3 separate regions of the Homo sapiens genome follow, and regions 2 and 3 are each linked to region 1. A link is an interaction called in ENCODE POLR2A ChIA-PET data of the cell type or tissue named here. Cell type or tissue: B cell. All regions are shown on one strand. Each heading gives the region's core, and the rest is flanking DNA. Links, peaks and the distances in the headings are about the cores only. Region 1 overlaps JDP2 (Jun dimerization protein 2). Region 2 has its middle 40 kb from the start of LINC01220. Region 3 holds the start of LOC105370572 (a long non-coding RNA gene).

The links. ChIA-PET counts read pairs that join two places held together with the same protein. Peaks named below come from ENCODE experiments on the same cell type or tissue, not always from the same donor. Only the 100,000 strongest peaks of a DNase experiment are listed, where the experiment ranks them.
Region 2: POLR2A ChIA-PET joins it to region 1 with 7 read pairs; 8 of 35 experiments call an interaction of 5 or more read pairs at or near these places.
Region 3: POLR2A ChIA-PET joins it to region 1 with 9 read pairs; 6 of 35 experiments call an interaction of 5 or more read pairs at or near these places.

Annotation. Positions count from the first base shown.
Region 1 is chr14:75,431,626-75,441,364 of GRCh38, forward strand. It overlaps JDP2 (Jun dimerization protein 2), which reads left to right. Exons shown (of 4, transcript NM_001135048.2): 2 at 6,273-6,496. The coding sequence starts at 6,296. Among named protein-coding and RNA genes, the nearest start is that of JDP2, 8.5 kb to the left of the region's middle. RefSeq lists enhancers at 5,818-6,321, 7,329-7,831, 8,671-8,880, 9,035-9,739 and a silencer at 9,071-9,120. In B cell, for the core only: no CTCF peak of the experiment used is centred there; no DNase peak of the experiment used is centred there.
Region 2 is chr14:75,329,621-75,339,359 of GRCh38, forward strand. No RefSeq gene overlaps it. Among named protein-coding and RNA genes, the nearest start is that of LINC01220, 40 kb to the left of the region's middle. RefSeq lists an enhancer at 4,404-4,903. In B cell, for the core only: no CTCF peak of the experiment used is centred there; DNase peaks (open chromatin) are centred at 4,061 and 4,721; H3K4me3 peaks cover 1,734 bases; H3K27ac peaks cover 1,099 bases.
Region 3 is chr14:75,510,666-75,520,404 of GRCh38, forward strand. It overlaps LOC105370572 (a long non-coding RNA gene), which reads left to right and starts at 5,181. Exons shown (of 3, transcript XR_944037.3): 1 at 5,181-5,320; 2 at 5,878-5,988; 3 at 6,726-9,109. RefSeq lists enhancers at 3,957-4,522, 6,608-6,677. In B cell, for the core only: CTCF peaks have their summits at 4,828 (motif pointing left) and 5,028; DNase peaks (open chromatin) are centred at 3,966, 4,576 and 5,136; H3K4me3 peaks cover 1,306 bases; H3K27ac peaks cover 1,346 bases.

The sequences.
Region 1 (9,739 bases), core at 4,083-6,582:
ATTTCTGCACCTTCTACCCAGCCCTGACCTGGCACCCTTTGTTTCTGTTCTGCAGTCAACTGCCAGGATGCAAGATGGTCCTGCCCCCTTGGGGTTTAGAGCTGGAAAGTGGGAGAGCGGAGAATCCTCTGGGGAGAATCCTCTTCATGGCTGCAGGAAACAGAGACTAGTCCAGAAGGGACCTTGAGGGGTCATCTGGCACTAGTGCCCCTCCAGGAAGGAAGGCCCTGGTGGCCACACTGACTTCACTCTTACTATGTGCAGGCACTGTTCCAGGTACTTTCCAAGTATTAACTAATTTAATCCTCTTGACAGCCATACAGGGCAAATAACATTGTTATTCTTTACAGCTGAGGAAAGAGAGGCACAGAGAGGTTAGGGAACTTGCCCAAGGGCACACAGCTAGTAAGAAGGGACAGAGCTAGGATTCACACTCAGGTGATCTGGCTCCAAAACCGCCACTCTTAACCCCCCCTTCCTCTTGGCCTGCAGAGCTGGGGACAGCCATCTGAAGAGGGCCTTTTGCTGCTCGCCTTCACTCTCAGTCTTGGGGCCTTCCCCATCATCTTGCTTCTCGCCTTCTGGATCTCCTCGACTTTTGGAAGCCGCGTGACCTACGTCATTCAGATTCCAAGAGAGAGGTCATCCTGGGTGATTCCTTAGCTCCAAGAAGAGGCTTGGTGGTTGATTCTCCAAGATTCATGGTAGCAGGTACTATGCGCCATGACCCCTGGCCTGGCACCTTTCTGACCTTCTCTGTGGACTCCTGCCCTCCGCATCCGGTTCTGTCCTGGGAATCTTCCCAGGCTCTGGCTCCCAAGGTCCCCCACTTCTCTTGTTGAGTCTCAGTCGCCATTGCCCATGCCCTGCCGTCGACTTCCAACCCCTTATTTCTCATGGGGCTTGCCCCTGTAAACTCCCTCCCTCCTTGGCTTGTCACTCTCACCTCCGCATTCTCCCAGCACCAAACCTTGAACCTTAGACCGCACCCACGTGCACACCCATTCCTATTCCTCGTGGCAGCCCAAGCCAGCTGCTGGCCCGGAGGGGAGCTTACCTTCTCAAAGAGGCCCAGGAGTTTTATAGCCTCCTTGAAACCTTTGTTTCTATGGACAGAAAGTTCATGATGCAGATGCTAAGTTTCTCTTAACCTGTTTCTTTTTATTTACCTTTGCCATTCTGGATGAAAATGCTGATCGTTGGGCACTTTCTAGCAAGAACGGCCCTTGTACCTTTGACCCATAAAACAAGACTGTTATCATTTATAGACACTTCCATTAAAAAAAGATTTAAGGACCGGGCACGGTGGCTCACGCCCGTAATCCCAGCACTTTGGGAGGCTGAGGCGGGTGGATCACCTGAGGTTGGGAGTTCGAGACCAGCCTGACCAACATGGAGAAACCCCGTCTCTACTAAAAAATTAGCCAGGCATGGTGGCGCATGCCTGTAATCCCAGCTACTCAAGAAGCTGAGGCAGGAGAATCACTTGAACCCGGGAGGCGGAGGTTGCGGTGAGCTGAGATTGCACCACCGCACTCCAGCCTGGGCAACAAGAGTGAAACTCCGTCTCAAAAAAAAAAAAAAAAAAAAAAAAAAAAATGTAAGGGGTTAGGTTGGTGCAAAAGTAATCGCGGGTTTTGCCATTATGCTCAATGGCAAAAACCGTGATTACTTTTGCACCAACCTAATATTTTACAGATTTACACACAAAAAATGAGAGAGGAAAACCAGAGGAAAAAGCTTAATAAGTTACCTTTAGCTTTTCTTTTCTCTGAAATGACACTTCATGTTAGTATCTCCCAGGAGGGTCTATTTTCTAGACTTGACATGTTTTGTGGCTTTTCTTCTGCTTGTACAATGCAGTGTCCTAACTGTGTGCCCACAGGTCACTGAGGAAGAGTAGGGAGTACAGCTCTCAGACCTTTTTTTTTTTTTTTTTCAAGTTCTTTCCTCTTGGATCCATCTGGTCCCCATTTTCTTCAAGTTGGCTTTCAGGGAGCTGCATCATAATCTTAGGATCAACAACAGCTTAGGGTCCACGGTGACCTTCTGAACCTCGTCTGTCTGATTCATGCCTTGCTAGTCAGTCGCCATCTTGGATGTGTGCTTCACCCAGCTTTCCTTCATTGGCTGGCTTCCAACTTATTCCTGGTCAGTGTCCCGCATTGCCAGTCTTCTTGGATTCCAGGCCTATATTTTGAGGCATAAGCCCCTTTTCCCAATGTTGGTGTTCTGCCAATGGATAGAACTTAATCCTTATTTATGCCCCCTAGTTACTCATGGAGACACTGAGGATGTTTATCTGCCTTTCAGACCTCCTGGGCCCTGAAGGGAAAAAACTCTGGGTTCTTCTGAAGCTTTTAGTGCGTAGTTCTTCTTTTCCTACTAAATTGTTTCCGTATGGAACAACCAGTGTGGGAGATGATTTCACCTCTTGTCATCTTTCCTAAGTCTTCCTTGAAGTGGGTAAGTTCCTTCTGGCTGTTACTGGTTCCTTGGTGCTGCCACCTCCACTGCCCCCCACTCCCCCTTTTTTATAGATCCCTAAATCACATCAAATTGTTTTATTTTTCAAATCACTAAAGTTGCCTTTCTGCCTTAGATCGTCAGCCAGCTCTTTGCAGTTAATGAGGATCCAATTATGAAAGGCAGCTGCTCAGCTCCTCCATCTTCTATCCCCCACCCCCAGAAATGTTTAGGATGACTTCTGGCTGGTGAATATCAGCTGTTGTGGTTGTCTCCTAGGAATGGCATGGCTGAGGGCTTTGTGGTTTATATCTGAGCAGTTAGGGGCTCTTTTGCAGGGGGAGGAAAGACAGGGGGACTTTTGCTTCTACAAAGGAAAGACTAGTGCCTTGTCTCCTGGGTGAGGCTTGTCATTGGGATGGATTCACAGGCGAGCAGAAATGGCAAAATTTATGGGGCCCGTGCTCCCAGGGGGTGGCCGCTCCTTCAGGGGGTTCCACAGTAGCAGAAAATGCATTATATTTTGGGATCATTTGTTAGTGTCTCATTTCTACCATCTGTATGAGAATAAACAGAAGCTGCAAACAGAGCCTATCATTCCCGGAACAGAATGGGGTCTGGCTTCCATCTCCCAGAGATGGAAGGCTTAGGCAGGGAAATACACAGAAGCCTCTGGAGTGTTTTTCTTGGGGTCTACTGTGGGAATGAATAACTTGGAGGTGAAATTACAGCCTGATAACGAGCATCTAAGCTTCCAGAGATGGATTCTTACACCATTTGCTGAATTTTGCTCTGCTGTGAATTTGCTGTCATTTGTTCATTCATTTATTCACTTAGTTATTATTTCAACAAGTATTATTGATGATGCTTTCTGCGCCAGAAATGATGCTAAGCACTGGGGTCACCCGGGCAACAACCAGCCCTGACTGCTGCTTACCACCTGGAATCACAGCGCTGCTGGCCGCGTGGCCACATGGTTTGTTCCCGGCACAGTTTTGCTACAAGGAATAGGTCTTCCTGCTGGCCCCTTCCCTGTTCTCCTTAGAGGAGGCCAGGGGAGACGTGCAGCTCATCTACAGGGCCCTGGAGCGGCCTCCTAGCGTGGCAGGCTGCAGCCCTCTCTGCATTGCAGGTTCCATTCCAGAGGGCTGAGAGGGAGCTCTCTTACTGCCACTAGGCTCCAGTCCAGCTCAGAGTTTGGGGGATCAGAGAACATTGAACACCCACATGCGAGAGGTCTCAGGGGCTATTTCTGTGTCTGGGCTCCCATGCAGGCTACCGTGGAGTTATTCAGGGAACTTCCTAAACCTGGATCTCCATGGGGGGTGGAGGGTCCTCTGTGCAAGACAATGACCCTCTACTGTGGGCTGGTGTCTGAAAGCCCACCGTGAGAAAGTCATTCCTTCTGCTGAAGGCGTCGTTACCTATTGGACCCCAGAAAGGGAAACAAAGAAGGAAGGGTGAGAAAGCTTTGGTCTAGAACCCTGGGACCAGGAGTCGAGCCCTGGCTCCAATCCTCTCCAGCTGTGTGACCTTGGGGAGGCCATTTAGCCTCTCTGAGCTTTAGTTTCCTCCTGTCAAAATGAGGATGTGGTTTAGATGAGCACAGGGCCTCCTTCAGCTCTAAAACTGTAACTCAATGTGATTGAGCCTCAGATCTTTTTCTGATGGCCCAGGGGACACGGGGTGAAGGAAGGAGAGAAAGGATGTGAGTGGGAAGGAGTGCTAAGAGGACCGGGTATGGGAGGCACAGTAGGTAGAGCACAGTTAGAGGAGCCTGAGGACACCAAATAAAAACTCTGGGGCAAGCCAGGGAGCTATGGGCAGAGGCTTTATGACAGATGCAGCAGGCATGCTGAGGATGAAATGGCGGGTCCACTTCCCATTCCCAGGCACCTCGCTTTAGACACCTTGCTTTAGACAAAGTGATGGCCAGTGGAAACCTTTGTGCTTGAGGGTGCAAGTTACTCACATGCTTTTTCTCTTAGAGAAATAGAACTTATTGGGAAATAGACTCTGGACTTGGACAGGGAACCAAATTTCACCTTCAAAAGTGAAATGTAGATGGAGAATATGGCTTGCACTCTTGGCCAAAACAGGTTCACAAATGCCCCTCTCTGGAATGATCTAGACCTGGGAAGCTGAATGGGGGCAGGTGGTTGTGGGTCACCCTCCAAGGCCACTCCTGCAGGAGACAGAGAGCCCAAGAACCATGTGGCCATCTGAGTACATTAACTGCCCAACGGAGAAGTATTGTCCGATGGACATCAGATCTTCCCTCTTCTGCCAAATACATCTCTCTCCATGGGAAGAGACAGGTAAAGATGGAAGGATAGGCCAAAGATTTTCCCTCAGGAGTGCTAAGCCAGCGAATATTTTGATTTTATGGCCCTGGGCAGAAAGGTGAAAAGAGGGAGAAATGATTTCCTTTCCAGGACTAGAATCTAAGAGCAGTTTTGTACTAACATGCTACTTAAAAGGCTGCTTCAAAGCTAAGACTGCACATCTGACCTCCATATTCCTAGTGCCTGCTGGCCTATAGTAGGTGGTCAGTAACTGGATGGATGGGTAGGTAGGAGGAGCCCTTTAAGGGACTGGCTTTATTGGCAGACCAGCTTTCTTCACTGCCATCTGTGCCTTGAAATGACCATTTCTTACCCATGAGCTTCCCCCAGTAAAGGGAAGGAAGAATTCCCTTGGTGTTGACCTGTCTAATTTACATCCTTCTTCCATGTCTGAATCTGTCTTCCCTTGTACACCTTTTTGGTTGGGCAGAGCTGGAATATGTGTTTGCTCTGAGAATGAAGAGAACATGGAGGTAGCCGGGCGCAGTGGCTCACGCCTATAATCCCAGCACTTTGGGAGGCCAAGGTGGGCAGATCATTTGAAGCCAGGAGTTCAACACCAGCCTGGCTAACATGATGAACTCCTGTATCTACTAAAAATACAAAAATTAGCTGGGCGTGGTGGCAGGTGCCTGTAATTCCAGCTACTCGTGAGGCTGAGACAGGAGAATTGCTTGAACCCAGGAGGCGGAGGTTGCAGTGAGCTGAGATCGTGCCACTGCACTCCAGCCTGGGCAAAAAAAAAAAAAAAAAAAAGCATGGAGGAGTTTTCTGGTACTGGGTTCCACAGGGAAAGCACATGCTAATTAATTCCACCTGCTTTGCCTCAGTCCCTTCCTCATAGATAGCACACACACTCACCTTTAACTTAGATTTGCTTCATCTCCTACTCAGGGTGTCTTAACAAATATGCAGAATAGGATGTGTGATTGGAGGGGAGGCACCATGCCAGACCAAAAATAGCTTCCTCTGAAACAGGTGTGAAGGTGCTTGAGGTTCTGCCGTTATAATTCGCTCTCTTCAGAGACTGTATGCTGCCATTGAAATCCCAGCTCCACCAATTTTAACTGTGTACAACCTTAAGCGAATTATCATTCTAAGCTTGGCTACTTCCTCTGTGTAATGACCTCTGATCCAGCCTAATGGGACTGCAGGATTACCATGGGGCCTGGCACATACCAAAGGCTGAATACATGTTGCCTATGATTGGGTCAAGCATTGCCTTCAAAATAAAAAAGGCAGACACTTCTGGCAGTGCCAAGGGTGACCTTGGTGTGAGTTAATTGAGCAACTTTTCCTCTATAACAGGAAGGACTTTACGGCAGGAAGAGCAGCTGGGTGGGAAAGGGATTCAGGGGAACATTGGTGAAAGAAGCCACAGTCCTGGCAAGACGAGGGACTTGAGCCCTCCTGGAGCCCCCAACCTGGCTGACTGTCCTGCTCTTTTCCTGCCCACTCCAGGCTGGCCTGCCACTCCTCCTGCTATGATGCCTGGGCAGATCCCGGACCCTTCGGTGACCACAGGCTCCCTGCCAGGGCTTGGCCCCCTGACCGGGCTCCCCAGCTCGGCCCTGACTGTGGAGGAGCTGAAATACGCTGACATCCGCAACCTCGGGGCCATGATTGCACCCTTGCACTTCCTGGAGGTGAAACTGGGCAAGAGGCCCCAGCCCGTGAAAAGTGAGGTGAGCGAGCCTTTTACCCCTGGCAGATTCCAGGTCTGGCCTTAAACCCACCATGGGACCTTAACCTTGCTGTTCAAAGTGTGGTCTGAGGACCAGTATCATCCGTACCACCCTGGGGTTATCAGAAATGTGGAATCCCAGGCCTCGCCCCAGGCCTTCTGTATCAGAATCTGCATCTTAACAAGATCCCCCAGGGATTCGTGGACGTATTAACACTTGAGAAGCACTGGGCCAGGGGAGGATGTTTAACCTGTCTCTGGTTCTCTGGGGGGCGGTGGAAGAGTGATAATAATGACAGTAATGAATAGTAATATCTTGGCCATCTCTCTGGGGTGGTGGGAGGATTGGGGAGATAATGGGAATGGGAATGTGTACATGTTTTGAAAAGTAGACAAGAGAATGCCAATATTAGGTTATCTTTTAAAATTGTTATCATTAGTCACATCGTGACCTCCACCCCTCTTGGCCCTTTCTGCAGCTGAACCAGGGAACTTGGAGGAAGAGTAGCGTGGCCTCCCTTCCCAAGCAGCTGCCAGAGCTAGGCATGGCCTCGGTCAGCCAGCAGTGTCCGCCTTAGATGGCGTTTGCCCGGGACCCACACGTGGAGCACCCACATGTGGCATTTGCAAGGAATTCCTCCTCAGGTCCCTTGCACCTGCAGCTCTCATGAGCCCTTTTTCTCGGGGCACTGGTGAGCAGCAGCAGTCCCCGGCATGGCTGAGGATCTGTGCAGGGCATGCCCCCGGCGACTTGCCCAGGGCTGGCCGTTTCTCTGAAGGCCTGTCCCAGCAAGGTTCCCAGCAGCGCCGTTTCTTCAGAGGCCTGCCAGAGTAGCTGCCCCCTGGAAAGGAGGAGCCTGTGGTGGGAGGTGGGGAAGAGGCTGGGATCGGGAGGGCGCAGGAAGCAGCTGAGCATCTGGGAATGGTAGCTCTGCTTGGAGGGAGAGTTCACAGGCAAAGATGAGCCTGGGGGGAGCTCGGAGGGCTGAAGTGCTGGAAGTGCTGGAGAGAGGACTTTCTTCGTGGAGAAGGGTGTCTGGGTACCCGTAGGGGAGAGCTGGGGATATTAGGCAACTATCTCTCAGCTCCCCTTCTCCTGATAGGTACCTAAAAACTGCAGAGGACTGCTGGGGGCTTGGCTGTGGTGGCAAACTGGCCGTGGTGGCAAACTGGCCATTTGCAGGCTGGACCTGGCTCTCAGATGTATTTTGTTTGGCCGGCTCAGTGTTTTAAAAGAAACGCGAACCCCCATTTCATTTGAAAATTTTGATTAAAAAATTGTAAGATCTCATCATACACTACCCTGTTCTGGCATGGTAATGGCTAAGTGGGGTGGACAGAGGCACTTCACTGTTTCCTCTTTCCAGTGGGCCACAGGCCCCTGCACCTCCCTGTTATTCGTGATCCTACTTACATTGTTGGTTTTGCTTTTGCTACTACCATCTGCCTTCATTTACCTCTACTGCCTGGTCCCTGTTAGCCATTTGTGCTCAAGACACGTGGATAAGGTCCATCATAGGTGCCTACTAAAGACTGTGGATTACAAGCTGTGAGTTGATGGTGATTACATTCTTCTGAATTGATCTTGTAAGCCAATGTGTCGTTGGGGCACATCCCGGCTTATATAGTGTTCTGTCTTCACGATGGAGGGTCCTTGTCTTTTGGCCCTCTGCTCCTCACCTTCCCAGGTCTGTAACTTGAGAGCATCTGTTTCTGGATCATTCCACAGTAAAATTGCCATTTAGAGCCAGTAGCTGAGCAGTTTCATGGGGGCACTAAGGCTGCGCATGGGGTTGATGAAGAGCCAGGTGTCTTGGGCAGAGGTCGTCAAGCTGGGATTCGCCTGGGGGGCTGAGTTAACACCTCTCTCCTCTGCAAAAGGCACTGGAGGAACTCTTCCCTTTTTTTATTTTTTATTTTTGGAAAAGCCACTTTTATTTGGGTTGGGTATTTTTACATTTTACAGCCACCCCCAAATTGGTGGCATCTGCCCTGTACCCGACAGTGACGTGCTGTCCTCACAGGCACCCACAGACGTGCACCATCCAGGCCGCAAAAATAACAAGCCGTTTTTAGGGCATATTTGCATGTCCTCTCCCTCGCTGTCAGACTGCAGTGTTGTGGGGGCGAAGAGGCAGATGGAGCTGCGAGATTGTACCGATGTAGAGAGATGCCAGCCCTGCACTGCGAACCGACCTCCAAATGCTTCCTAGGTCAGACCCCAGGGGCGGGAAGAGCTAATTCTTGGAGTAACTAAAACCTAAAGCGGGGTGGGGAAAGAAACTTGCAGCTGAAGAATCTATGGTCTGAAGATCTATTTGCATATGGCAAACTGCCTTGAGCGGATTTTCATATTGGCATTTTAGACTAGTAAAAGTTTCTTTAATAATAATCAGATACTAGCTCATTAAGCATTTAATATGTCCCAGGACCTGCACAAAGTGCTTAACATGCATGACTTCATTCATTCCTTATTCAGTCCTGGAGTCCAGGTTACCCCCATAGTAGAGAAGAGTTTGAGGTCTAGGGAGGGGGTTCAGTCACTCAGGGTCACACTGCTGGGAAGTGATAGCGCTGGGGCCTGGTGTGGTGGACGATGGCTGCCGTTACAGCCGGGTCTCACTTGTGCTGAGCTAAGCCCTAGGCACGGTACTAGGTCTCTTTGTGAAGTACCTTGTTTACCCTGCACAAGTACCCTCTGAAGTAACTAGTGTTGTTGCTGTTGTTATACCCACATTACAGATGAGGTCAACAAGGCTGAGGGAGGTCCAAGGTCACTGGCTGGGAAATGAGCTCAGGCAGTCTGCCTTGAGCCCAAGCTTTAACCACATGCCGTGTGGCCTCCCATGCCTCTATACCCCTTCCAGGCTTCTAACCAGAGCTCTGTTGAGCTGGGGAGGCTGGATGAACCTGGCCGCAGAATGTTCGATCATTTTGATGACATTGTCTGATGAGTGCTGAGCCCTGCAGTCCTGCAGCCTTACTGTCTCCTAGTTCCGAGAGAGAGAGAGAGGGAGAGAGAGAGAGAGAGCGAGAGAGCGAGCCGGCTGAGCCGCTGTGCGGGCAGCTCTGTCAGAGCTGGTTCTTGGGTTGTTTGCCTTGCAGAGGCCAGCAGTCTCCTGGGCTCTGTCCAAACGCATGGAGCAATTCAGTAAAAGAAAATGGGAGGAATTAAGTTCAACGACAGGTTTTGTGAATTATAAAGTGCTTTGTGCTGATGTCATTATTATTACATGGTCAACAC
Region 2 (9,739 bases), core at 3,741-6,240, 100 kb before region 1:
GGAGGAGATAGGCTGAGTTATGCTGTAGTAAAAGAAAAAGATGCAAAACTCTCAATGGCTTCACATGAAAAAAGTTTATTCTCACTTGCAGGGAGTCTGATGTGCATTCAGAGCCACTGCCCTCCATGGGGTGACTCAGTGATCCAGGGTGCTTTCGTCTCAAGACTCTGTCATCTCAACATGTGGCTGGGGAGGAAGAGACAGAGAGAGAGCGAGAGAGGCCAGGTGCGGTGGCTCACTCCTGTAATCCCAGCACTTTGGGAGACCAAAGCTGGTGGATCACTTGAGGTCAGGAGTTTGAGACCAGCCTGGCCAACATGGCGAAACCCCATCTCTACTAAAAATACAAAAATTAGCCAGGCATGGTGGCACATGCCTGTAATCCCAGCTACTCAGGAAGCTGAGGGAGGAGAATCGCTTGAACCCGGGGGGCAGAGGTTGCAGTGAGCCGAGATCATGCCACTGCACTCCAGCTCCAGACTGGGTGACAGAGCGAGACTCTGTCAAAAAAAAAAAGAAAAAGAAAAAGAGAGAGAGAGAATGATTTAGCCTTGGAGTGATCATCCAACTTCTGCTCATGACCCATTGTCCAGAACCAGTGACCCAGTTCCATCTAAATGCTACAGGGCTAGGAATGTAGGGGAGCCCATGTGATATTTGGTGGGCAGTGCTGTCTGTGCCACAGAAAGAGTAAGGCATGCTGGGAAACTGCAAGTCCTTCCAAGTGGCTAGAGCTTATTGAGTGTGTGTGTGTGTGTGTGTGTGTGTGTGTGTGTGTGCGTTGGGGATTAGTAGGCAGGGTTGGAGAGAGAAATGATAGGGAGTGAGGTGAGTTGAGGTCAGTCACAAAGGGGCTTTGTAAGCCATGTTCAATGTTGAAGAATTTGAACTTTAGGGCGACATGGAAGAATTTTATTAGGATATGATAGGATTATATTGGCATTTTAGAAAGATCAGACTTTCATATGGAGACTTGGGATGGAGGGGGCAAGATTGGAGAACAGCGAAGAAGCTTTTGCTGTCATTAGGAGAGAGGCAATGGTGCCCTGAACAAGGAAGGGGCTGTAGGGATGAGGGAGGTGGGAACATTCAAGGCTTATGTAGGAAGTGAAATCAGTAGCTGAAGTGCAGGAGAAGAGGGGTGAAGGGTAGACCTCGTATTTGTGGGTTGAGCGACTGAGTGGAGGGTTCTGTTTACCTGCTCAGGCATGGCAGGAAGAGTAAGTTTAGGGGAAAGACAATGTGTTCAGTTTTGGACACGGTGAATTTCAGGGGTCTGTAGAACACCCAAGGGGAGAAGTTCAGAAGGCATTTGCCTTGTTCAAGGCATTTGGCTATAAGAGTCTGGTGCTGGGGAGTGTGAGGTTGGTGATGTTGATTCGGGAGTCATGAGCATATAGGTGGTATTTGAAGTCCTAATGATGGAAAGTTGAATGAAACATTATCCCTGGGCCAGGCGTGGTGGCTCATGCCTGTAATCCCAGGATTTCGGGAGGCCAAGGCAGAAGGACTGCTTGAGCCCAGGAGTTCAGGACCAGCCTGGGTAAGATGGTGAGACCCTGTCTCTACCAAAATTTTTTAGAAATTAACTGGATGTGGTGGCACGTACATGTGGCTATTTAGGAAGCTGAAGCGGGAGGATCCTTTGAGCCCAGGAGTTTGAAGTGCCAGTGAGGTATAATTGTATCACTCTACTCCAGCCTGGCCAACAGAGCGAGACCTTGTCTCAAAAAAATAAAAATAAAAAATAAAGTCCCTGCTCTCAAGTAGTTAAAAGTTTAGTGTGGGGTGGGGGCTAGGCATGCAAGGAACAATTGGATTTCAAGGTGAACTGTATAACACAGAGGTATGTACAGGGCTCAGTGGTGACACAAGGCCTGGGAGGGTCAGAGAAAGCTTTAGAGAAGAGGGGCTGAAACTGAGTAAGAGCTTGGCAGGTGGACTGGGGAAGGCCAGTCTATGTGGAGGGCAGAGCAAGTGCAAAGGCATGGAGATGCCAAAGCAGCACTGCCCAGCCAAGAAGTTCTGTTTTCTGGAGCATTTCAGTGTGCTCATCTAAGGAAGAGGCAGCAGAAGCACTTGAGATCTTTGAGGAAACACTTGTCCATCAACATCTGTGTAGTGCGTGTTGAATACCCATGGCCTAGCTTTACACAGATGAAGGGTTTGTGATAAGGTGGCATTAAAAAAGAAATTAAACATTTTATTTTATTATTATTTTTTGTTTGTTTTTGTTTTTTGAAATGCAGTCTCACTCTGTCACCCAGGCTTGAGGGCAGCGGCATGATCTCCGCTCACTGTAACCTCTGCCTCTGGGGTTCAAGAGATCCTCCCACCTCAGCCTCCCAAGTAGCTGGGATTACAGGCACCCGCCACCATGCCCAGCTAATTTTTCTATTTTTAGTAGAGACGGGGTTTTGCCATGTTGGCCAGGCTGGTCTCAAACTACTGACCTCAAGTGATCCACCCACCTCAGCCTCCCAAAGTGCTGGGATTACAGGCATGAGTCACTGCACCTGGCCAAAATAAATAAATAAATAAAATAAAAATAAACATTTAAAAAGTCATTTTTAATCATTTTTTCAAACACATAAAAATGTAGAAAAAATAACACAATAAATCCATGTGTATTTATCACCCAGGTTCAATAATTTCTAATGTTTTGCCAATATTTGTTCATTAATTCATTTCTCCCTTTTTGGAAGGCTGGAGAATTAATTTAACTTTATATTACGGAGGCAGTAGACAGAAGAGTATAATGAACCCTCATCTACTCATTACCTAGTCCCAAGAAATATTGACCCAAGGCCATTCCTTCCCTATCCATGTCCCATCTGCTTAATCCCCTCCCATATTACTTTGAAGCAAACTCATGACACCATATCATTTCACCTGGAAATATGTTAAAGAATGTATCTCTAAAGATAAGGACTTTAAAAATACCACTGTAATATCATTGTCACCTGCAACAAGATGAACACTAATTTATCAGGTGGTGTTTTGAAAACTCAGGGGAGGTGTTTGGTAAAGCCACAAAATCCTGAGATCTTGCATAAATGTGTTTCAGGAAGCAATTATGGATGTCCAGGTTGGTATAGACCCGATGTCTTCAACAAGACTACACTGCATAAGCCAGGGTGACGGGGTGGAGAAGGAGCCAGAGTGAATTAGGGACAAGTAGGGTTGTGGTGTAGGAGGCTGGGTCAGAGTTTTAGCAGCCAAGAGAAGGGGGTGCAGGGTGCACAGGGAGCTTCCTCAGCCCCACTCAGTGCTCCAGCAGGCAGGAGGCAGTCGTCCAAAGGAGATAAAGTGAAGAAGGGATGGAGCAGGAAGGAGAGAGAGGTGTAAGGAGGAGGAGGTGTATGCAGAGAGAGGAGCTGATATTGAGGAAGAAAATGAGGAGGAGGAGAGCAAAAATAAATAACGACTGAGCACCTATGACCCACCAGATGTCAGGGGCACTACTTCTGCCCCCCTCCAGATTTCCAGGAGTGGGGCTCACCCCAAACAAGCTTGACCTCTTGATCGTCCTCTCAGGGAGTTGCTCTATTGGTGGGTCGAGGTTAGGGACATGTACTATGAAGGTATAAACTGTGTGGTTTTTTTTTTTGAGACGGAGTTTCTCTCTTGTTGCCCAGGCTGGAGTGCAATGGCGCGATCTCAGCTCACCGCAACCTCCGCCTCCCTAGTTCAAGCCATTCTCCTGCCTCAGCCTCCCGAGTAGCTGGGATTGCAGGCATGTGCTACCAGGCCCAGATAATTTTTTTTTTCTTTTTTCTTTTTTTTTCTTTTTTTTTTTTTTTTTTTGTATTTTTAGTAGAGACAGGGTTTCTCCATGTTGGTCAGGCTGGTCTCTAACTCCCAACTTCAGGTGATCTGCCCGCCTCGGCCTCCCAAAGTGCTGGGATTACAGGCGTGAGCCAGCACGCCCGGCCGTATAACTGCTTTTATAAGGAAGGAGGGCTATGTGTCTTTAGCAGAAGAGGGGCAGGGTTCCAGCCCATGCCTTGAGAGCAACCTCCACCAGGGCCTTGGCAGAGCCAGGGTGACATCCACCAAAGCAAAGGAGGAGGAAGGCAGCAGAAATGAAGGGGGTGGTCCTCTCACTGGAGGGGTGCAGCGAGGCAGCAGTCTCCCCGGAGGGGCTGGTGGCAAGCGCACCCCCAGCGCCCTCCAGCTTTATTTTTGGCAGGGCAGGAAATGTGTGTGTGTCTGTGGGTGACCTGGGGAGGAGGGGAGGGGGGGTAAGAGGGTCCCTGGATTTTGGTAAATCTGCGGGGGTTGTGGGGGGTTTCCGGAGCCCCCGGGGTAGGGGTAGGGATGGGGGCAGCCCCGGGCAGTGCTGAGCGCAGCTGTTGCGGGTACGGTCATGTCCAACTCCTTCCCAGCTGGAAACGCTGCGGCGGGTGGTATCACCAGTGGACAGGCGAACTTCAGGCCAGAGAGTGCCTTCCTCCAGGGCTTTAGGGGAAAAGGGCGACGAGGCCGTGGTGGTCGGCGCCCTGAATACCCCGAGGGGCCAGGGCCCCTTTTTCTACATGAAGACCTGGGCCCGTTCCCTCCCGGGTTCTTCCACTCCCATCTCAGCCAAGTGCTGATCTAATAACTCAGTGGAAGCGCCCAGAGAAGAACAGGGTCGCCGTGGTTAGAGACGCTGTTCCCCTCCGCGCCTGACTCCGCAGTTACTTTGTTACTTAACCGCCCTTCTGCTCATTTGACAAGCCCTGAGCGCACATTTGCAGAGCTTCCTTCCGGGACTTCGTGGCACGGATTGCAAGAGGCCCCTACTCTGGCAAGGACTTGACTCAGGGAAATTCTTTCTGTCCTTTCTTACTAGAAAAGGCATAAATTGGAGGTGAGCCTCCTTGATTAGAATGGGCACAATGGCTGGTGGCCACGAGACCCAGAAGAGGTCACTGGTGGTGTTGCTTCCCAGACAGCCAGCCAATGTTGGTGAGACTACAGTGAAAAGAGGCAGATTGAACTAACCAGACCTGGGACTTGTCTTCATCTGCAAACGGTAGTAACAGCGGTTAACCCCCTGAGCGCTTCTGACATGCTGAACGCTGTTCCAAGCCCTGCTCTAATGCATCGAAGGCATGTTCTAAACATGCATTATCTAATAACGCTATTCCCGAGTTTACAGATGAAGAATCACAGCCACTAAGAGATGACATCACTTGGTGAAGGTCACATAGCTTCTGGGGCCAGGGTTCTGTTTTGCCTTTGTGAAGAACAGTGAACATGCTCTGCACTTTTCTAAAGTAGAAAAATGAGCTGATGTCAGGGATTCTTTCAAGAAGGCAAATTTCAGAGCTGTTGCTGAGATCACGACCCATTCAGCAAAGTGTCCCAAACGCTGAATGCACTTCTGAGTCTCTGGTTTCACTTTGCAGCACTCGGCATAACTGATGCTCCCAATAATGACCTTCAACCACCAAGGAAACGTTCATTTATATTTTGCAAGCTCTGTTTAATGGATGAAGGAGTAACAAGTTTTAAAAAAGATTTTGATCAACACGGTGGCTCATGCCTGTAATCCCAGCAGTTTGGGAGGCCGAGGCGGGTGGATCACTTGAGATCAGGAGTTCAAGACCAGCCTGGCCAATATGGCGAAACCCTGTCTCTACTAAAAAACATGAAAATTAGCCGGGTGTGATGGCGGGTGCCTGTAGTCTCAGTTACTCAGGAGGCTGAGGCAGGAGAATCGCTTGAACCTGGGAGGTAGAGGTTGCAGTGAGCCGAGATCACGCCACTGCACTCCAGCTTGGGCGACAGAGTGAGACTCTGATTCACACACAAACCAAAAAAAAAAAAAAAAAAAAAAAAAAAGATTTTGATCAAAACCAAATCACTAAAGTTAAACACTTGAAAGAATTAACCCTGTCTTTGTAAAGCTTGGCTACCCTGGTAACTCATGCCAGGGACACTTAGCTTTAAAATTGTCCCCTCTGGAGGGGCTTTGCTCTTATGCCACAAGTATTGCTGCTGCGTCTGCGAAACAGGAAGGAGCAGCATCTCCCCATTATTTCCCTGACGAGTACCCCTAGAAGATGGTGGAGTCCACGTGGTCAAGTTCTCTTTCTTCCACTGGCCTAAGTCTGAAATTCCCCAAACACCTGGAGCCTTGCAATGCTGGGCAGCCGGCAGTTTCCCCAGCAGTTGCCCTGGCATCTTGCCCCCTTTACACAAAGCAATCACTGTTGCAGAAAATGAGGGTCCTGTGATCATTTGGCTCCACCCCCCTGCCTGGCATTTGCGTGGGAGAAGGGACTTTCTTTCTTTTTGACAATAGATTCTGATCACAAACCAGGCCCCTTTCAGAGAAACAGCTCCCATGGAATGACTCTGCCTAGAGGTAAGAACTGAGGGGCACAACAGAAGTGATTTCTCGCTCCCCACCCTCATGGCCATCAATGCTCAGTCAGGCCCCTATCCTTGAATTTGTTTCAAACGGTGGCATATCTGGTCCCTGGCCAGTGGGACAGGCACCCTGTAGTTAGTGGTCTAGATTTTCAGCCTTACCTCAAAATGCAGGTGCAGGCCAGGTGCGGTGGCTCCAGCCTGTACTCTCAGCACTTTGGGAGGCCAAGGCAGGTAGACCACCTGAGGTTGGGAGTTTGAGACCAGCCTGGCCAATGTGGCGAAATCCTGTTTCTACTAAAAATACAAAAATTAGCTGGGCATGGTGGCATGTGCCTATAATTCCAGCTACTCAGAAGGCTGAGGCAGGAGAATCACTTGAACTCAGGAGGTGGAGGTTGCAGTGAGCCAAGATTGTGCCATTGCACTCCAGCCTGGGTGACAAAGTGAGACTCTGTCTCAAAAAAAAAAAAAAAAAAAGTAGGTGTAGTGATCCTTTCTTACAGGTAACATTTCCTTGCTAAGAAATGAACACTGGTATAATATACTATAACTAAACTACAGACTGTGGATTTCTCCAGTTTTTCCACTAATGTCCTTTTCCTGTCACAGGATGTAATCCAGGATACCATATTGCATTTACTTGTCGTGTCTTCTCTCACCTGTGAAAAGTTTCTTAGTTGTTCCTTATTGTTCATAACTTTGACACTTTCAGGTATTTTATTGAGTGTTTGGGTTTATCTAATGTTTTCTCATAATTAGACCAGGGTTATGGATTTTTTAGAAGAAAAGTCCTTTCTTCTTTGCATGCCATAAGGAGGTACATGATATCAACATGGCTTATCAATGGTGAAGTTAACTTTATTTGCATGGTTAAGGTGGCTCTGCCGTTTCTCCACTGTGAAGTTACTGTTTTTCCCTTTCTGTATTCTACTTATTAGAAGTGGGTCAATAAGTCTAGCCCATATTCAAAGGGAAGGAAATGAAACTCTACTTCCTGGAGAAGGGAGAATGTACATATATATTTTGGAATTTAATCTTATGAAAATTTGTCTCAGGCTGGGCATGGTGGCTCATACCTGTAATCCCAGCACTATGGGAGGCCAAGGCAGGTGGGTCACTTGAGCCCAGGAGTTCAAGACCAGCCTGAGCAACATGGGAAAACTCTGTCTCTACAATAAATACAAAACATTAGCTGGGTATAGTGGCACGCACCTGTAGTCCCAGCTATTTGGGAGGCTAAGGTAGGAGGACGGCTTGAGACCGGGAGGTTGAGGCTACAGTGACCTGTGAGTATCTCACTGCAAAGAAAAGATTCTCTGTAGTTCATATATTAATTTATTTATATTGGCATGGACTCATGGATATTTCTTTTATTCTTTGGGTTATAAGAATCATCATGGTTCTATATCATCCAATCCTTTCATTAGTTTGTTGCTTAAATTGTTCCAGCCTTGCTCGTTGGGAACTCCTGGTTCCTTTTGACATGCCCACATTAAAAAAAAAAAATGATGCATAATGGATGTACATAGTTTTGGGGCCCCCATTTTTTTTCCAATTCCTTACTTTCTGGCATTACAAGCTGCTCCAAAACTCACCTTGTGTTTTCACTGCTTTAGCCCTAGAATCAGTTATTTCTCCAAGGAGCCTGGTTCCTTTAATCAGAGAATGGTATTTAGAAACCATGTTTCTGAGTGTTGGGTGTGCTCGTTGCTACTGGGGTGTCATTGCTTCTAGGCCCTCTCAGTGAACAGTTAGGAATATTTACATATATTTATGTATATATGTATGTATGCTAACCCATGAATATGTGCATATCTATGTTTGTGTATCTGTCTATTTGTATATATACTTTTAAAAAGAGTTTGTGCCAGGCGCAGTGGCTCACACCTGCAATCCCAGCGCTTTGGGAGGCCAAGGTGGGTGGATCACCTGTGTCAGGAGTTTGAGACCGACCTGATCAACATGGTGAAACCCCGTCTCTACTAAAAACATAAAAAAATTAGCTGAGTGTGGTGGTGCATGCCTGTAGTCCCAGCTACTTGGGAGGCTGGGGAGGAGAATCACTTGAACCCAGGAGGCAGAAGTTGCAGTGAGCCAAGATCGTGCCATTGCACAGTAGCCTGGGCAACAAGAGTGAAACTCTGTCCCCAAAAAAAGAAAAAAAAAGAAAGAATTTGTATTATCTCTGACTTGAATCCAACCCTGCAGGTTTCATTCTAACCTTCTCCCTTTTCTCACTGCTGCTTTTTTCTCTGATGGTGAGAAACCTGACTCCCATTATCTATAATTTATTTACATATTTGTTCAACCCTAGTATACATGTGAAGTAGTTTCAGAATCACCAATGTAGTTCCCTATGAAAAGTAAATTTATCAACTAGAGTATAGTGTTTTTGCAGAGTTCTTTTTGCACAGTATTTTTTTAGCTTTACAGATTCCAGTCAAACACATCATTTTCCATTGTGTGTGAAGTTTGTGACAGTGAAATAAAAAAGAAAAAAACCCCATCATTTTCCAAAGTTACTTAGGTCAGCTTCTTTTTTTTCCTTCTTGATGGGCACATCTTAATATTTCCAAAGCATTTCTACATCTGGTTTCTTTTATCATATCATTGTTGGATGGGGGAAGAAGAAACCATGACATATGAAGGTTGAACTGGTTGTCTCAGGTCACATGATCAGCTGGATCATGATTAGAACTACTTTGGGCTTTGCTGGACCATACCACCTTTCCTAGAGTTGCTGTTTTCTTGGTGGGTCTGGGCTGCAAAGCCAGCTGTTGCAGAGAATGTCTGGTGAAAGGAGAAGGTGAAGTACGGCTGGGAAGCTCTGTCTTTTTTGGTCAGGCAGAATTGTCAGATGTCAGTGGGAAGGAAGCTTAGAGATCTCATGGTTCAACTCACTTTCCTTATGGATGGGGAAACTGAAGCCTAGAGAGGTGATGTACCTTGTCCAAGATGAACTAGTTGGTTAGAGCCATGGGTGGGAATAGGATTCAGAACTCTGTGCTCCCATATCTGTGCTCTTCCCACCACACTGCATGGGCTACAAGGTCAAGGGGTTGCAGGTTTGGAGAGAAAGACCCTTTGAAATTGTTTCTACAGGGCCGGGAGAATTTGCCATCATTCCCTAAATAGAGAGGTTCTTTCATACCTTAAGCATTCTGAAGTGGTCAGAGAGCTAATTAAGAAATGCCTGATGGGTCTGGAAATTTGCTTCCCACATGTTGCAACAGTAATGATCTCATCTAAAAGTGGCGACTTGAGGGATGTTGTGAATTCCAGAGCTGCCGTTTTTAAGCGTGTCATGTCCTCTCTTAATTGTCACCCTCTAGCATCTGCAAAGCTGAGGATAGTAGTGTCTATCCTGTTCAGG
Region 3 (9,739 bases), core at 3,791-6,290, 79 kb after region 1:
AAATCAAAACCACACTGAGATACAACTTCACAACCACTAGGTGATTATAATAAAAAAGATGAATAACAAGCATTAGTGAGAATGTGGAGAAACTGAAACCCTCAGATATTGCTGGTAGGAATGTAAAACAGGGCAACTGCTGTGGAAAACAGTCTGGTAGTTCCTCAACAGTTAAACATAGAGTGACGTATGATGTAAAAGAATTGAAAACATATATCCACATAAAAACTTGTACACAAACTTTGTAGTAGCCTCATTTGTAAGAGTCAAAATATGGAAACAAACCAGATGTTCATCAACTGGTGACTGGACACAGTGTAGTATATCTATACAATGGAATATTATTGGGCCATTGAAAGGAATGGAGTACTGATACATGCTACAACACGATGAGCCTTAAAAGCATCATGTTAAATAAAAGAAGCCAGTCACAAAAGGCCACATATTACATTATTCTATTTATGTAAAATAGCCAGAATGGGCAAATTCAGAGACAGAAAGTATATTACTGCTTTCCAAGAGCTGAGGGGGAGAGGAATGGGGAATAATTGCTAACAGGAACAGAGGGGTTTTTTTAGGGTGATAAAAATATTCTAAAATTAGATAGTGGTAATGGTTTCACAACTCTGTGAAACTCTGTACACTGAATTGTGTACTTTAAAAAGTTAAATTTCATGGTTTGTGAATTGTATCTCAATTTTAAAATACACTAAAGAAGTATGAACAAGTAGAGTGCATTCCAGGAATGCAAGGTTGGTTTAACATTCAAAAATCAGTTACTATAATTCATCATAATAATAGAATAAAGGAGAAAAACTATAAAATTATATCAATAGACTCAGAAAAGGCCTTTGTTATTTTGTTAAATGACAAAATTCAGCACATATTCAGGATAAAGGGTCCCAACACATTAGAAATAAAAGGGAATTTCCTTAACCTGACAAAAGAGCATCTACAAAAAAAACCTATAGCTTACATTATATTTAGTGGTAAGAGACTGAATGCTTATCTCTTAATATCAGGAACAAGGCAAGGATGTGTATTCTCAAAACCTTTATTCAACATTAAACTCTACAAAAAGGCAAATGTGTCTGGGTGCAGTAGCTTATACCTGTAATCCCAGCACTTTGGGAGGCCAAGGTGGGAGGGTCACTTGAGGCCAGGAGTTCAAGACCAGCCTGGGCAACACAGAGAGACTACATATTTACAAAACATTATTTTAAAAATTAGCTGGGCCTAGAGGCAGGCACCTGTAGTCCTAGCTACTCTGGAGGCTGAAGTAAGAGGATCGCTTGAGCCTGGGAGCTTGAGGCTGCAGTGAGCTATGATTCCACCACTGTGCTCCAGTGCCTGGGGAACACAGTGAGAACCTGTCACACACACACCAAAAAAAAGAGGCAGATAGGTTGGAAAGGAAAAAGTAAAACAGTCTTTATTCACAAACAACATAATCATCTAAGAAAATCCTAAGGAATCTACACAAAAGCAACTCAAACTAACAAATAAATATTGCAAGGTTGTAAGAAGTCCCTTCTAGGTATACACCCCCAAAAAGTGAAAGCATATGTCCCCCAAAAGACTTGACATGAATATTCAGTCACTTTATTCAGAACAATCAAAACCTGGAAACAATGCCATTGTCCAGCAACAGGTGAACAGATAACAAATTGCCCCTGGAGGAGGCATCTTTGTTTGGGCCTTGTAGCTATAGAACCTTTACCCTGTGGAGCAGGAGAGGGTGGAGATGCAGGTGTGGGAAAGGTAGGAGACACTAACCCTGGCCTGGAGATGTCCAGCTGAAGAACAGAGAATGCTTGGTTGGGAGGTAGAGACTTGAGTTGCTCAGCAAAGTAGGAATAAAGGTAACAGGGCTGTGAGATTTGGGAGCAGTAACAGAGAAAGCCTCAGAAGGGAAGGGGTAGACAGGCACAGAAGGCATGAGAAGGGTGACTTTCGAGGGAAACTGTAGAAAGAGGATTTTTTGATTTTTTTTTTTTTTTTTGAGACAGAGTTTTGCTCTTGCTGTCCAGGCTGGAGTACAATGGTGCAGTCTCAGCTCACTGAAACTTCAGCCTCCCAGGTTCAAGTGATTCCCCTGCCTCAGCCTTCCTAGTAGCTGGAATTACAGGCACCCGCCACCATGCCCGGCTAATTTTTGTATTTTTAGTAGAGACGGGGTTTCACCATGTTGACCAGGCTGGGCTTGAACTCCTGACCTCAGGTGATCCACCCACCTCAGCCTCCCCAAGTGCTGGGATTACAGGCATGAGCCACGGTGCCTGTCTAGAAAAAGGATTTTTATAGAAAGTTGGTATGTGATGTTATTCCCTTTTTCCCTTTTCTTTTTTTTTTTTTTTTTTTGAGACAGGGTCTCTCTTGTTGCCCAGACAAGAGAGAGTGCAGCAGCATGATAACAGCTCACTGCAGCCTTGATGTCCCAGGTTCAAGCAATCCCCCCACCTCAGCCTCCAGAGTAACTGGGACTACAGGTGTGCACCACCACATCCAGCTATTTTTTAAATTGTTTTTAGAGGTGGTCTTGAACTCCTAAGCTCAAGTGATCCTCCTGACTCAGCCTCACAAAGTGCTGGGATCATAGGTGTGCACCACCCCATCCGGTCTTACTCTCTTTTTTTCAATATTTCTATTGGATGAGACTCTACTTGGATAATCCCAGTTTTATATGGGTTACATAAAACAAATATTACGGCAGTAATAGCTAATAGGCACTGTATGCTTACTAGGCACTAATCATTGCACTAAGCAATTTAAATACATTCAGTGGTATGAGGTGGCACCATTATATAGATGAGGAAACTGAGGCACAGAGTTTTAAGTGATTGTCCAAGATCACAGAGTTATGAAGCGACAGAGCCAGAACATTGGATTTCATATTGAAACCCAAAGCTAAGAGGCCGTTTTCGTGTTCCTGCTTTCCTCCTTGACCATGTCTCTCTCTGTATGCTGTCAGGGTTGAGTGAGTGAGGGAAGGATGCTGAAAAGTCATTTGGTTCAGGCCTCACATTTTCAAAGCACTTAACTCCAGTGAGGCCGTATATCCAGCCTGAGATATTTAGCCGGGCCTGAGAGATGAGGAGATTTACCCAGCTTTTGAGTTACTTTCCATTTATTGATGCTACCACCTCCAGAGACCCAGGAATTAAATACTCATATAAATTCCATCATTTTCTGGTTGTAGTATAAGTACATTACTTTTAAAACATACCATATTTTTTGTTAACCTTATTTTGATATATCTTCATTTTTAATCTGATGGGAAACTGAAAAATGGAGTGGCCTCTCTCTCAACCTTTGAGAGGCCTCACTCCCTTTCCTACTGTCTGAAAGGTGCAGGAAGAGGAGGCCCTGCAGGAAGCAGCTCTGATGCCCACTCCGGCTGCTGCCAGTGGCTGGCTGGATGTGCTATCAGCATGGCCATACCCACAGGTTGAAGTAGGTCAACAACCTGGGGACCCAGAAGCTGCGTGGTGCAAAGTGCATCTATCCGGAAATTTCCTGAGCTTCAAGGGGGTTTATAAGGCAGCCACCAGGCCCAGACTGACCAAGAGAACAGGAGCTTTGGATGCATGTTCTTTAACCCAGTGGCTCTCACCTGGGGCGATTTAGCTTCTCCTCCCCGTAGAACATCTGGCAATTCTAGAGACATTTTTTTATTTTCACAACTTGGGGTTCTACCAGCAACTAGTGGGTGGAGACCAGAGAAGCTGCTAAACATCTTACAATGCACAGGATGGCCCACCGCCACAAAGAATTATCCGCCCCAAATGTCAAGAGTGCCACAGTTGAGGAAATGTGTTCTAACCCTCTGGGGCTGGCCTTATGAAGCGCAGCCACACCCCTCCTAAGAGGCTTCCTCCAAGGCTGCAAAGCCTGAGAGGGCTGGACTGTAGGCCACTCCGCCGCGGGATTTCCCCTTCATCACCTGGCCACCCACTCTGGCCCCCTTACTGGAGGGCTCCGCCCTCAGGTAAATGTTTTCCCTACTTGTTTGGGAAACTTTGAGAAAAATCCCCTTTAGCCATCTTCTGAGCAGTGAAGATGTACCATGTGTGCTTTTTCCACCAAAAAAACATTAAAGCGGCTAGGGGATTTTTATTATTTTAGCTCAAATAACTAAATAGTGGCAGCCAACTCCTTTAAAGGCGACTGTCAGCCCTCAAAGGGGCGCTCAGATGGAACTCAGAAAAAATTAAAAAAAGAGTGAGTTTAGTATCAGTGGATCAGGGGAGTGGGGATAACCTGGGAATTCTGGTCTGGTGGGGCAGGCGACACAGACCGAAGGCCTCCGCCCACCCCCAGCCTCAAGCCCCCTCTGCGTGGGGCCCCTGGGGGCCTGGGGACATTTGCATGTACTCTCAGGAGATTCTCCTTTCTTCTCCCTGGGTTTCATCTTTAATAACTAGATGATGGGCTGTTGGGGAATGCAGGGCCAGCGCTCTAGGAAAGTGAAACTGCCTTGCAGAGGGAAAGCAACCCACTGTGGCCCCGAAAGACCCAGACCGCCAGCGGCCCCGGGCAGCCGCCGAGGGCACCGGCTCACACTTCCTGCATTTCACAAGCTCTTGCTTGGCATGCATTGATGACTTGAACTGGGGGGTTAACCCAAAAAGATCAAGTGCGAGCTCAAGGCGGATGATGAGAACAGATTCGGGGCTGGTTAACCTCAGAGAGCGGGAGTCCGTTGGTGCTAATGAGGCCAAGGGAGCCCGGCTCCTTTCTGCCCCCAGGCAGGTGAGAAAGAAAGAACGGAGACGAAAGAGGGCCCGCTGTGTCTACTCCTCTTGGCCCAGAAGCCCAGCTGGACCCTGAGGCCACAAACTGCCCCCTACTGGAGAAATCGCTGCAGGATTTCTCCTCCATCAAATCGCTGTGTCAGAGCCAGTTGGGGGCTTTTAAAAGACGCCCACGCTCAGGCCCGCACCAGGCCACCTACACTGGAATATCTGAGGCTAAGTCCCAAGCTAGAATTTCCCATCTTCTTTCTGGCCTTGGGAGATTTTGCATCTCCTTCCAGGGAAGGAAGCCTGACTTCTGAAATGATTCTCACGAAGGAGAAGTGCTCCGTTCTGCAGTGAGCCTGGCCAGGGGGGCCACACCACAGACTCCCAGGAGGCTTCTGCTCTGCGTGGTTCTTCTGCTCTCGTTTCCTTAACGATTGGGCCAGAGCATCTCTGCTCTTGTAAAATAGCAGGCAATTAGATCTCGAAGTCTTTGAAGTGGGCAGATTCACCAGGCGTTGGACTGAAGTTTCTATTTGTCCTGGCACTGAGAATAGCAAAGGAACAGGGGGACTGAACTGGTAAGGATATAGCAGGTTTGTTGCACTTTTAAAAAATATGTTTTCAATTACCTTAAGAACCCATTTATGTGCAGTATATCCTGCTGCTGATTTTGAACAAGGATGATCCAATAGGCACTGGTATTAAAACGCTGAAATAGAGGTTGACAAGTAGCTGCTTCCCTAAATCCTTGGAGTTTCCTTCCTCCCTCCTTCCCCTCCTTTGGCACCAACCCCCTTCCCACCTCCCCAAGATCCAGCAACTAAAAGGTTATTTGCTTGGCACGGCAGGGAGTAGGGGCTGTGCTGAATGGTGGGAACCCACGCTACATGGGTTGTCAGCTGTGTCACCCCTAATTAGACATCATTTCAATCTACTCATGAAAGCAGCTTGCTGCAGGACTCTGTGCTGGCCATATTTAATTAGAGCAGTATAAGGTTTTTTTTTTTTAAGTTAAAAACTCATATTGTATTGCCCATGTACCAGAGACTATTCTAAGAACTTTACAAACATTAACTCATTTGATCCTTATAACGACCCTATGATATTGGTGGTGTGATATCCTCCCGTTTTCTAGGTATGGAAAGAGGCATAGAGAGGTGAAGTCTCTTGCTGATATCTTCTAGACCGGGCTGGCTGCAGGGTCTGTTGCTCTCAACCAGAGGAAATAGAACCATGAAAGAACAAGGTAGGGTTTTCCTCCTTCTGCCAAACTGAGATTCACAAAGTGGACTCTAGCATTCTTCCTCTCTGCCATTCCCTCCCACCAAATTTACACCTGGGGAAACAGTGGCCCAGAGAGGGAAGGAGACCTTCCTACAATCTCAGAGTCAATTGGGGGCAAAGCTAGGACCAGAATGCTGCCTCTCAACTCCCCCTCGACCTCATATCATATTGCTTACATCCAGCTAAATGTCTCCTCAGAAATCAGTTGGGGAATATGGTGATTTTAAGTCCATAAATTCTTTATTTAATACTCCTCCCTCTAAGAGGTAGAGACTCATTTGCCTCCCCTCAAGTGTGGGCTGGACTCAGTGCTCCATTCTACTTTTTTCTTTTAGGTCAGCCTGTTGCCCAGGCTGGAGTGCAGTGGCTCAGTCTCAAATCACTGCAACCTCCGCCTCCTGGGCTTAAGTGATTCTTCCACCTCAGCTCTGCCCAGCTAATTTTTTGTAGAGACAAGGTCTCACCATGTTGCCCAGGCTGGTCTCAAACTCCTGGACTCAAGCAATCCTCCTGCCTCGGCCTCCCACAGTGCTAGAATTACAGGCATGAGCCATGCCACCCGGCCCCAAGAGTAGAACAAAGATGGAGGACTAGGTCATAAAAGACACTGCAACTCCTCTCTCTCTCTCTCTCTCTCTCTCTCTCTCTCTCTGTCTCTCTCTCTTTCTTTATTTCTCTCTCTTGTTGTTCACTCTCCAGGGAGCCAGTTGCCATGTCATGGGGAGGACACTCAGGCAGCCCCGTGGGGAGACTCATGTGAGGAGGAACTGAGATGTCTTGCCAACATCCATATGAGGGAGCCATCTTGTAAATGAATCTTCCAGTCCCAATCAAGTCTTCAGATGACCAGAGCCTCAGCTGATAACTTGGCTGCAGCCTCATGAGAGATCCTGAGCCAGAACCACTCAGCCAAGGTGTTCCTAGATTCCTGCCTCTCAAAAACTGTGTGAGATAATAGATGCTTATTGTTTAAAGTTGTTTAGGGTAACTCATTGTGTAGCAATAGATAGCTGAAACAGGAGGCTCTACATTTACTCTTTTTTTTTTTTTTTCTTGGAGACAGAGTCTTGCTGTGTCACCCAGGCTGGAGTGCAGTGGGGCAATCTCCGCTCATTGCAATCTGCGCCTCCCTGGTTCAAGCAATTCTCATGCCTCAGCTTCCCGGGTAGCTGGGACTACAGGAGTGCGCCACCATGTCCAGCTAATTATTTTGTATATTTAGTAGAGACAGGGTTTCACCATGTTGGCCAGGCTGGTCTCAAACTCCTGACCTCAAGTGATCTGCCTGCCTTGGCCTCCCAAAGTGCTGGGATTACAGGCATGAGCCACTGCACCCAGCCTACCTTTATTCTTAAAATGCCATAAATGCACAGAGTGTTTTGAGGAGTCTTTTATCCCAAAGTATTCCAACTATATTTCTTTTAAAAATTTAGGGCAATTAAGGCATTTTAATGCATGTGACCCTCCCCGCCCCACATTCCCCCACCCTTCATTATTTCAAACTGGAGTGGTCTTTTGAATTTTTTCCTGAACGTGTTTCCAGAAAGTTTATACCAAGTAAAACAGCTATATCCAAGTTCCTAGTAATTATTACAGCAATTACAAGGGTTCCAAGCCTAATAAAGTAATCTAAGGGCAGGAGGTTTGGAGGTATGGTTATTTCTTGGCATTCTTCTAATGACAGCCTGGAGCTGAGTAGCATCTTGGCAGTTGTCTACTGTTTGAATACGTTAGACTGCTCCCAACTCTGTCACTTGCTAACTGTGTGACCTTGGGCAAATGATCGAACTCTCTGTGCCTTAATTGCATATAAATTTTAGAATCTAATTATGATACCTGCTCTGTGGAATCCTGGGGAAGATTAAAATGAGATGTGGTAGAGCATGGTGCTTATAAGCATTGAACCAAATTGCCTGAGTTTGAGTCCTAGCTCCAGTGACTTTTCTAGCTGTATGATCTTGGGAATGTTACCTAATCTCCTTGTGCCTCAATATTCCACATACATAAAATGGGGTGAGGTGGGGAAACGGTGCTTACCTCCTGTGACTGTCATGAGAATTAAATGGAGCCAATTCATATACTATTCCCGGTACACAGTAAGTAGCATATGGCAAGGATGCTAGGTATAGTTGTGCAGGTTGTTCACTGTTCAAGGGCTCCAACCTGAGAGGTCAAGTGAGGGCTTGCCAGGCCATACGCTTTGGTATGAGGTTGCCTACCTAGAGGTGGCGCTGTTTTCTAGTTTGTACCAGGCCCTATATCAGCCAGCTGTCAGCATAAGGGTTTGTAGTATCCAGCAACCACTACCTTAATACTATCTTTAGGCTTTAGGCTGATGTTCACTGAGCGCATGCCAGTTTTATTATAACTGTTACTTGGTAGCTTCCTGGAGTTCTCCAGGATAACATCAGTGGGATGTGTATATCCCAAACCTTGCCATTACCATTCAGATACAATGCTGAAAATCAAATAAAAAATATTAGCAAGGTAAAAAGTTTAAAATCCTGCAGGACAATATTATATATTGCTTAGGCATACATACAGGTTTGGTTCAAGTATAGAAAAATGCATAAGAATGATAAACCCCACATCTGGATAATGGGTTACCTGGGGTGGGGAGGAAGCGGAATTAGAAAGGGATGAAGGAAGCTTCGGCTCTATTCATAATTTATTTCTTCAGCTTAATGGTGGCTACATAAGTGTTTATTATTTTTTAATCTTAAATATTTAAAAATAATGTATAATTAATACTATTAAATAAGACCCGTCTTTTTATGTAAAAACTAATTTTGCATTTCTCTCATTAGTCTCTGTTAAATATTAAATCAGTACATTGATTGGGAATGACAGAATCAAGCAATCATTCATTCAACAAGTGTTTACTTGTTGAATGATAGGATGTTCAAAGAGCTAAGAACTTCATCCATACGCTGTAATACTTAGAACGCTTGTAACATTTATAATAACCTGTTTGGTTATTTGACTATGTTTTCTTTTTTCTGTGAGAGCAGAGTCTCTGTCTTATTCATATTTAAGAATTCTGCTCTGTAATAGGTGATAAATAAATGTTAATTTAAACCGAATGAAACATAAATATGACTATTATTGTCCTGAAAGGGCTTTCAATACACTAGGATAATGCAGGTCATAAGTGCCATAAATGAAGAGCAAAGTGAATTCACTTATGCATTCATTCGTTTGAAAACCATTTACTCGGCATCTGTTAGGTACTGAGCATATGACTATAAACAAGAGAAACACAGACTTTGGTTTTTACAGGGCCCACTTCTCACCACTTTCATCACTGTCTAACTGGCCTATGCTGCCAGCATCTTTTGTTTGGATGGTTGCAGTAATCCAATACTGAAATCCTGACTCATCTCCCTGCTTCCACTTTGCTCCCCTATCGTAAAATCTCAACTGTGTCCAGAGAGATCCTCTAAAAACCTAAGTCAGATCATGTCACTCCTCTGCTCTGACACCTCCAATGGCTTCTCATCTGTAGGAGATTGTAGAAATTGCCACAATTAGTTAAATTTTTCCTATCGAGAAGTGAAGTCTGTTTCTCAACTCATTGAGTCTGAACTGGCCTTGTGACTCTCCTCGGCCAATAGAATGTGGCAGGTTCTGAGTTCTGTGCTAGCTCTGAGCCTGGGTTCCATGGGGCTTCGAATGCTTCTGCTCCTACTCTTGGAATCCTGCCACTATCAAAT